Linked DNA regions of Homo sapiens: region 2 is linked to region 1. A link is a loop called in an ENCODE intact Hi-C map of the cell type or tissue named here. Cell type or tissue: Calu3. All regions are shown on one strand. Links, peaks and the distances in the headings refer to the core of each region. The heading gives the core; the rest is flanking DNA. Region 1 overlaps SLC16A7 (solute carrier family 16 member 7). Region 2 has its middle 23 kb from the start of LINC02448.

Region 1 (4,408 bases), core at 210-4,209:
GTGATTGAGGATATTTAGGGAACTTAAGGTTAAGGGATGATGTTAGAACTGTAATGGAGGAGAGGAAGATACCAAGATATGTGTGAAGAGCTTACTGGACAGGCCTTGGGGTCCTGCTGAAATTGAAACATATAAATATGTAGTGGTATCAATCTGTACAATTAATCCATGTCCCTTAGCTCTATTTAATGCAATAATTGCATAGTCCATTCCAAGTTTGGAATTTTCAGACTTCTTGTTGCAAGAAGACATAGGCATGAGGGACTTGAGATTGTTAGTGATTGATTATAGATGATATTAATATTTATTGAGTACATATGATATGTTAGTAATTGTACTTAGTACGTTATATACGTTGCCACATTTAAACCTTTTTTTTCTATGAGGAATAAATATTGTTGCCACTTTCTAAAAACCAACTGAAGATTCAGGTATGTAATTTTCTCAAAATAGATTTACCATGATGTAGTGTAACTGGGATTTGAGTGAAGAAACATTGCAGCTGAACAGAGAAAAAAAGTGAGGCTAAAAAGGGCTCATAGTTTAGGAGAAGATGTATCAAGAGACTAACCAGTCTCAAGAGGATTCCAGGACAGGATTGATTGAAATAAAATATTTTAGATTGCGTGAAATACAGGGAACTAATTGGTAAGTAGAACATCAATGTTTAAGCCTCTAGTGATAGAGGCATTCAGAGTGGCCATGAGATCCAAGTTGGAAATGGTTTTCTGAAATGAGAGTTGAAGTAGAGATCATGAATTCTATGGATAGATTATTGATTGTGGTGCATAGGTATTGATTATCAATATTGATTTTGGTGGGATTTTGGAATCAGGAGAAATGGATTTTGAAGGAATAACCTAAAAGTTGATGAGTCCTAGTATTCAGAGTGATACAGATTAGTGAAGTGAATGTAAGTGAAAAAGAAGAATTTTTTGCATGAAAGTGGAAAAGTAATGACACAAAAGCCACAAAATGGAAGTAGGATTATTCTGAGCCTCTATCTTGATCTGAATGCATGAAGACGATGACTTATATAAATCAGGCTTTTAAGGAGAAAACAATTTGGAGACAAACTAATGTCTCAGGAATAAGGAAGTTTGCTTATTAAAAAATGGGAGTCATAGAGTGTACAATGGACAAGGTTGAGAAGGACATCAAAAGGAGTGTGGTAGGGTGGAGAGCATGAACCAAAAGGGAAAAAGTGCATAGCTGTGTAAGCGAGGGATTGCGAAAGAGGATTAGTGATTAGAGGAAACAGTTTATTTGGGGCTTGAGAGTGAGAGACAAGAGGCATCAGTGGAATTTAGTGGCTTTAAATTTGTAAACAGAGCTTTGGTTTAAAGGTGTTTTGCTATTTCATTTCCAAATACTGCCATGACCTGACTTTCAACCACATTATTATTTGAGCTAAGTGAGGATGACAATGTTCAAAGTTCAGTGGTGCTTGGGGCTGATACAGGAGTCTTGTTGGTCAGATCAGTGGAAGATTTGGATGATATTAACTGGATCTATACCTCTGGTTTTGTGGCCTTACTTAATAGTATTTTACTTTAAAAGTTCTAGGCCAGACAAGGTGGCTCACACCTGTAATACCAGCACTTGGGGATGCTGAGACAGGTGGATCACCTGAGGTGAGGAGTTCAAGACCAGCCTGGCCAACATGGCGAAACCCCGTCTCTACTAAAAATACAAAAATTAGCCAGGTGTGGTGGCGGGCACCTGTAATCCCAGCAACTTGGGAAGCTGAGACTGGAGAATCACTTGAACCTTGGAGGTGGAGGTTGCAGTGAGCTGAGATCATGCCATTGCACTCCAGTCTGGCCTATAAGAGTGGAACTCCATCCCCCCTCCCCACCAAAAAAAAAGTTCTAAAAATATTAGTAAAAATTTTATAGATATTTGTCTAATATTTCACTTTTTCAAGGCATTGCATTGTATTAATTTAATATTTAGTGTTTAGGATTTATATATATCATCTTTTTTTTTGCTTATTAGAACAGATACCCCCTTGATGATATTAATTTCCATTGTTAAATTTTAAAAGGGTATAGTCTTACCTGAGCACTTAAATAACTGTAACGAAAATTTAAATTGGGTCTGTAGATTTACTTGTTTCACAAGACATGAAAAAGAGTGTGTGTCTTATTCAAAATAAAGGAGATATGGTATTATGAAGTGAATTCTAAGCATACAATTCATCAAAGTTTAGCACTAGAAGTGTTTTTATACACCACATAGTCCAGACACCTATTTATGGCTGATGCATATCCATTTGGTGTCTTTTCATGAAAGATATTTCTTCTAACTGGTATTGTGGAAACAGTGAGCAAGATCAAAGTTGGAATATTGTCTCTACCCTTAAAGCTGTATACCCCTGAGAACTTGACTTCTCCAAGCAGAGTATTTCCTCTTTTGTAAAATGGAGATGTTACCATTATCAAAGAGTGATTGAGAGGACTAGAGTGCCCATTTTACTTTTAGATATCTTTGACTATGAGGTCATACTTATACTGAACAAAAATCTATCTCTCTGTAGTTCAGTGAATATATCTATTCACATATAGTTATGTCCCAGGAATGGATCTGCTTTGGTATCCCTGCTGTGCTCAGGCGTGGGTTGGGAGGTGCCTGTGGGAAGGGTGGACTCCATGCAAATTCAGCAATGGATTTCAGAGCTCAGAAGCTTGAGCCCTTGGTCAGTTATACTCCCTCTAGTTGTAGGTCTTTGAGGCACATGCTTAAAAGCACCACATCATATTTGTCTATCTTAATTGTATGTAAAAATAAAATTGCTAAAAGCTCTAGTGTACTATTTGCTTTATAGAGTGAAAGATAAATGTAAATTTTGCTATGGGGAGATGGTAGCTAAAAGAAGCTACTATTTTTGCTTCTCTCTTACTCCCATGCAGAGCCCTTCTCAAAACCACCCATGCTTCCCTCAGAGTAAGGTGATAAACTGAGCATGGCAACATTCCAAGACAAGCTCGGTACAATTTGCCTTTGCAGTGTGTCTTGGCTTTGCTCCTCTTCGTGGTTAATTTTCAATACACCACTAAACAAATTATATTTTTTCAATGTTTATTGATTTTTCTTTCATCTTTGACTTCCTCAATTAGGAAAAGGGTAGGCTATGAATGTCTCTATAACAAAGAAGTGAGAACAAGATTAGTGAACTCAATAATTTTGTTAAAGTTTTGAGATCAAAGCTTATTGTCCTAGTGTTTTTCTTACTCATTTTCAGTATATGATGATGTAGGCCATTTCCTTAGATTCCATTCATGTAACTGTATTACCCTTGCTTAGAGATTTTAAGTTATGCTACTTATTAAGGAGTACCATAGAATTTCTTATGTCAGCCATGAAAACAGCTGTATACTGTAGCTGTAAATAGTGTTTACAGTTATATACATGTAGCTGTTTGTAACATGGCTTTTTAGAATCTGTCTCCAGTGACTTTCAAACATCACCTTTGCTGGTTATGTAAACTTAAAACAATGGATTTGCTTTTGGACATCTAAGAGTATGATGTGGTGTCTCATGCCTGTCATTTACCAGCAAAAGAAATGTTACTCTTCAGCTTTGCCACAATGCCCTCACATTCTTCAACCTTGAGTTAGTCAGCCACTTATCAGCTGATGTGATTTTACATTTTTGCCTTGATCATTAATCATTCACTCTAAGTTCTCCATTTATAGCGTTTGCTAGTTGTTTCCAAACAAACATGCTTTCTGGGCTTGAGGAAGGGAAAAGCAAAAAAGATTTAAAAGAAGATAGTAGATGGTTTCACAGTTATTTTGGCTTTATTACTAATGCTAACTACTGTCATAAGGTATAGAACTAAGCTTGAGGTATTAATAAATATTTTATTCAAGGAACTTTTTTTTCAGCCCTAATGAGAATTTATAAACATGATTGGATGGTGCTGTTGAGTTAAAGGGAGAAACTCTCCTTATAGAGTAGATTGTTTGCTGATTTTCTGAAAATTTGACCTTGGATTTACATAGTTTTAAATATTCCTTTTAGATTTACTGTGGTTTCTAAAACAGTCTCTTATTTTTGGAGGACATTTATTTATTTTGTGAAATAAGTTAATAAAATTACATATGTCAGCTGACATAATTTTTCACTTTTATTATTCTGTAGATAATAATCAACCAGGTGTAAACATGAGTAACATATTTCCCCTATTATATCATACATTCCTAGCCCTTTGAATGAGCACCTTTGCAAAAATATATTTCATTTCTGTTTTGATTAAAATTTGTTTCATGAGTTGGAAGAGATCATGAACCCTGGGTAATGCATTTCGTTGTAACTAAAATTCTTAAGTCAATTAATTATGAGTTACACCAGACATGGAACTTTATGACACCCAGAGTATTCTATTAAAATAGCAGTATTGAAA
Region 2 (4,408 bases), core at 287-4,286, 150 kb before region 1:
GTAGTCATTCATGGAATACTATGCAGCCATAAAAAATGATGAGTTCATGTCCTTTGTAGGGACATGGATGAAGCTGGAAACCATCATTCTCAGCAAACTATTGCAAGGACAAAAAACCAAACACCGCATGTTCTCACTCATAGGTGGGAATTGAACAATGAGAACACATGGACACAGGAAGGGGAACATCACACACTGGGGCCTGTCGTGGGGTGGGGGGATGGGGGAGGGATAGCATTAGGATATATACCTAATGTAAATGACGAGTTAATGGGTGCAGCACACCAACATGGCACATGTATACATATGTAACAAACCTGCACATTGTGCACATGTACCCTAGAACTTAAAGTATAATAAAAATAAAAAACTAAAAAAAAAAAAAGCAAGGAGCAAGAAAAAAAAATGATTACAGGCCTTCCCCAAAACTCAACTGCCTTTGTAAAGCTAACAAAAGGCCAGCAGGCTAGGGGGAAGAGAGGAATCTGAATTCTGCTAAAGTGCAGTCATAAAAGATTGCCAGCCATTCCTACAAATAAAATCAGTATTCTAGAACTTAATATTGGCCTTTTCAGATAACTTTTCAGGTTTTTTTGCATGTCTGAAATCCATGGCTCCACCTGGACCCACCAACTCCACTCCTATGGCCCCCCCAGAAGCAACTCAGCTCAAGAGGACAGCTTTGACCTCCTATGATTTCATCTCCACCACAACCAATCATCAGCAGGCATCCATTTCTAGCCATCCCCCCTTCCCCTAAACTGCCTTTGAAAGTCCCCTAACCTATAGGCTTTAGAGAAGATCGACTTGAGTACTAACTCCATCTCCCACATGGTGTGGCCAGCCTCAAGTCAGTTTAAGTCTTTCTTTACTGTAATGCCATGGTCTTTAATTGTGCAGTGGGCAGAAAGCACCTGTTGGGCAGTTACAACACCATCAGTCTGCTGATTTTCTTTCTGTGTCTCTGGCTTCTAGTTCTCAGTTTCATTTTCTTTCTCATTTCTTGCTTTCATTGTTTCTCATTCTACACTTTCTCCTTAGGAGAGAACTTTTATTGCCATGGATACCATCTTTGTGCTCAAAGAGCCCACACACATACACACATATATATTTCCATCCAAGTTCTTCCTTCTGAATTTGAACCTGCTCCTCTATAGCATTCCTTTTCTCAGCATATGACCCTCTATTCTCTCTTCACCCAGTTGCTAAAGACAGAAAATTGAAATCATTTTCGTTATGGCTTTGTCCTGATGCCTCCCCTCTCCGCATCACCCAATATGAAGCTCAGACTATTCTGAATCCAAATTTATTTGTTAAATTGTCCTTCATTTCTACATTTTTGTTGCTACTTTTAATTAGCTCTAACCATCTTTCTCATTTGGACTACTCCACAATGAAGCTTCTGTAGCTATACAATGATCTTTTAAAATGCAAATTGGACTCTGTCTTTGTCTTTCATCTCTGTTTTAACATAGAAGAATTACTAAGAGTCTTTCATTTTAACATCAAAGGCCTCAGAAATCTGGTCAGCTGAATCCAGTATCATGTGGTATCACTCCGTCACTTGTTTTCTAAGCTGGCCACATTGGTCTTCTTTCAATTCTTAATAGTACCAAGCATTTTTGTGCCTCAAAGACTTTTCACATGTTAGTACCTTCACCTGGAATGCTTTTATTTCCACCCTTTACTTTGCTAATCTTACTTATACTTCACATCTTAGCTCAAATATCACTTCTCTACATAGGCTGTCTTTGAGTCTCAGATCTAAATTAGATTTCTCTTGTTATTTTTGCTCTTATAGCACTTATCACAAATTATAGTGTAGATCAATTTATCTCTTTGTCTCTTAAACTAGTCTGTGAACTCCATGAGAGCTGACACCAGGTGCGCTTTGTTCAATCTCAGACTTCACCCTTTGTAGCCATTTACTATATCAATAAATGAATAATAAATATGTCAATAACTAAATAAATGAGTGTTTGCCAGTAAGTTACCTAAGCTGTCTGACTCCCATCTATGAAGTTGATACAAGAATTTCTTTCTTACCAGGTTGTTCTATTAACTGATAGAGCAAATACTTCTACCCAGCATAAATTCACCACAAAAATTTGCTTCCTCTGCCCCACCCTTCACCCTATCCACGCCAGCAGCCTGGTAGAGCAGAAAAAGCTTTACAGTTTGATGTAACTGAATTTAGTTTTTTACTTTCTAGTTATTTCCTGTGTAACCCTAGTCAAGTTGCTTAACATCTTTGAGCCTGTTCTCTCATCTATAAAACTGATATAATAATATCTACCCTCATAGGATTGTGGCTAGGATTAAATAAAGTAACATGTATAAAGCACCCAGCATGTGCACATTCCATAGATGTGACTTCTCAGTCTCTGAATACCCAAGGTACCATATATAGCATAATTTTTCAATATTTTTATCCAAAATCACATATGTTTTTCACAGGTTTAAGCTAAAATATTGTTTTAGAAGGCAAATAAACCTGAGAAGCGTGTCAAATTGCTATCTTCTAAAGGCACATGAAGCACCTGGGGAGCTTAATCAAAATGCAAATTCTAGGCCCCCACTCACTGACATCTGATTCACTAGATCTGGAGTGAGCCCAGGAATTTGCATTTTGATAAAGCCCACAAAGTGAATCAGGTGTTCCATTAACTTCACCTTGAAGACCAGTATTTTCATGTATCCAAGTTTGAGACATGGTGATATTTTCAACTCCAAACTCCAAAAGTTTGCATGAGCCACAGTTGATAAATGAGCCTATGTTTAGTCGAAGGGCACATTTATTTCCTTAAGAGTTGTGGATTTATTCATGCTGCTTTATGAAATAAACTTAATGTTGAACTTAGGAGATATAAGAGCAACTGCTTTCACAAAGGCACTGTTTATCAGACTATAAAATAAATTGTACATGAATCTTAACTCTCAAAGCTGTGCAAATTGTCTTATGTCTAGCAAGGAACTCTACCAGTGAGAATAACAGGCATTATAGATGTACATATGCTTCGGAAATAATGCATTTTCTAGGAAAAAAACCTGCTGTTACTCATTAGCCTGACAGGTAGGCTTGCATTTTATAAAGGACATACTTTAGAAGAATCATTACTATACAGTAGTAGTAATGAGATAGAAAAATATTAGGGGTAAAACAATGAAAGAGTGATGTAAACAGGGTTTTTTGTGAATTTAAAAAGAAAAATTAAGAAAGTTACAAAGAACTCTTTATAATAATCAGTGTCAAAATACACTACCTTATTTTTTCTCATAAAATGATTGATAGTAAACATTTTAGATCTCAATGGCTTCTATGTAAAAGCCATTTAGTTGTCTTTTTTTAAAACCAAAAGTGAAAAAGAAAATTGAGTACCAAGTTACTAAGACACTCAAGGCATAAAAGTCTATAAAGACTATACAGAATATCACCAGGCGCCATATGCACGCAACAAGCATCCCAGAGTTGCTTCAGCTTTTTAATAACTATATGATTGATTTTTGTATACTCCATAAAATATTTTTTAAAAACTCATTAAAATGCATAAATGCATAATACTTACATTGATAAATATAAATTTACTTGCTAAGACATGAAAGATGAAATTTATATCCTCCGTCTTGCTATGTTGGTGCATTTTCCTCCAAATTTGTGTAAATACTGTTCTGAGTTTTGCATTTGTAACTGAGATGACTCAAAAACACATTGTCCTTAGTTCTTGAAATGTCACAATAAATATTTAAACTTTGAGAAGTTATCTTAGAGTCCTGCTTCTTGCTGTTGAAACTAGGGTAAATTTTCTTTTATCTAAATTGAAGAAATTGAAAAGTAGAGCTGAAAAGAATCTCAGTCGTTGAAGTGTCTGCTCCTTTCCACAAAGTCTGGCTTCAGAAATGTATCTGTTTTTTAGGACCCCATTTAATCATTCCCGTCTACGAAATTAATCCAGTCCAAAGTATCTCTGACAATATTTTGAACCTTACAAATGCCAACGCGTTGTCCTAAATAACCTAAATCACCCTGCCTCCCTCACATACCATATTAAATTGATCATTGAATCTCAAAATCTCAAAAACATCTCAGTAGCTCATTCTCCCCTTCTCACTGGTGTGACTTTGGCAACAACCCCTTCCATCAGTCTGAAATATTGCAAGAGTCTCTTACAGGATCCCTAGGTTTGGGGTCTCTCATATTGTCTCCTCTGTTCTCCACATTCCAAAGTTGTGTTTAACTTCTATTAAAATATAAAAATTGTCATAAAATACAGAATTATGATCCAACCCCTGCTTCTTCCATCTCCTAATGTGTTCACATACACCAACCTATTTTGTCATCTCGCAGAGCTTCCTGTCTCACAAAAAAACAAGATGTTTTGTTTGTTTTAATTTTTTATGAATGACTTTA

What was found. Hi-C counts contacts between places; a loop is a spot of excess contacts. Peaks named below come from ENCODE experiments on the same cell type or tissue, not always from the same donor. Only the 100,000 strongest peaks of a DNase experiment are listed, where the experiment ranks them.
Region 2: it touches region 1 in a loop (5-fold over the local background); 1 of 110 quality-filtered maps calls a loop at or near these places.

What each region holds. Positions count from the first base shown.
Region 1 is chr12:59,648,102-59,652,509 of GRCh38, forward strand. All of the region lies in intron 1 of SLC16A7 (solute carrier family 16 member 7), which reads left to right. Among named protein-coding and RNA genes, the nearest start is that of SLC16A7, 54 kb to the left of the region's middle. In Calu3, for the core only: no CTCF peak of the experiment used is centred there; DNase peaks (open chromatin) are centred at 1,200, 2,670, 2,970 and 3,590.
Region 2 is chr12:59,498,997-59,503,404 of GRCh38, forward strand. No RefSeq gene overlaps it. Among named protein-coding and RNA genes, the nearest start is that of LINC02448, 23 kb to the right of the region's middle. RefSeq lists enhancers at 904-1,013, 1,024-1,073, 2,684-2,853. In Calu3, for the core only: no CTCF peak of the experiment used is centred there; a DNase peak (open chromatin) is centred at 2,125.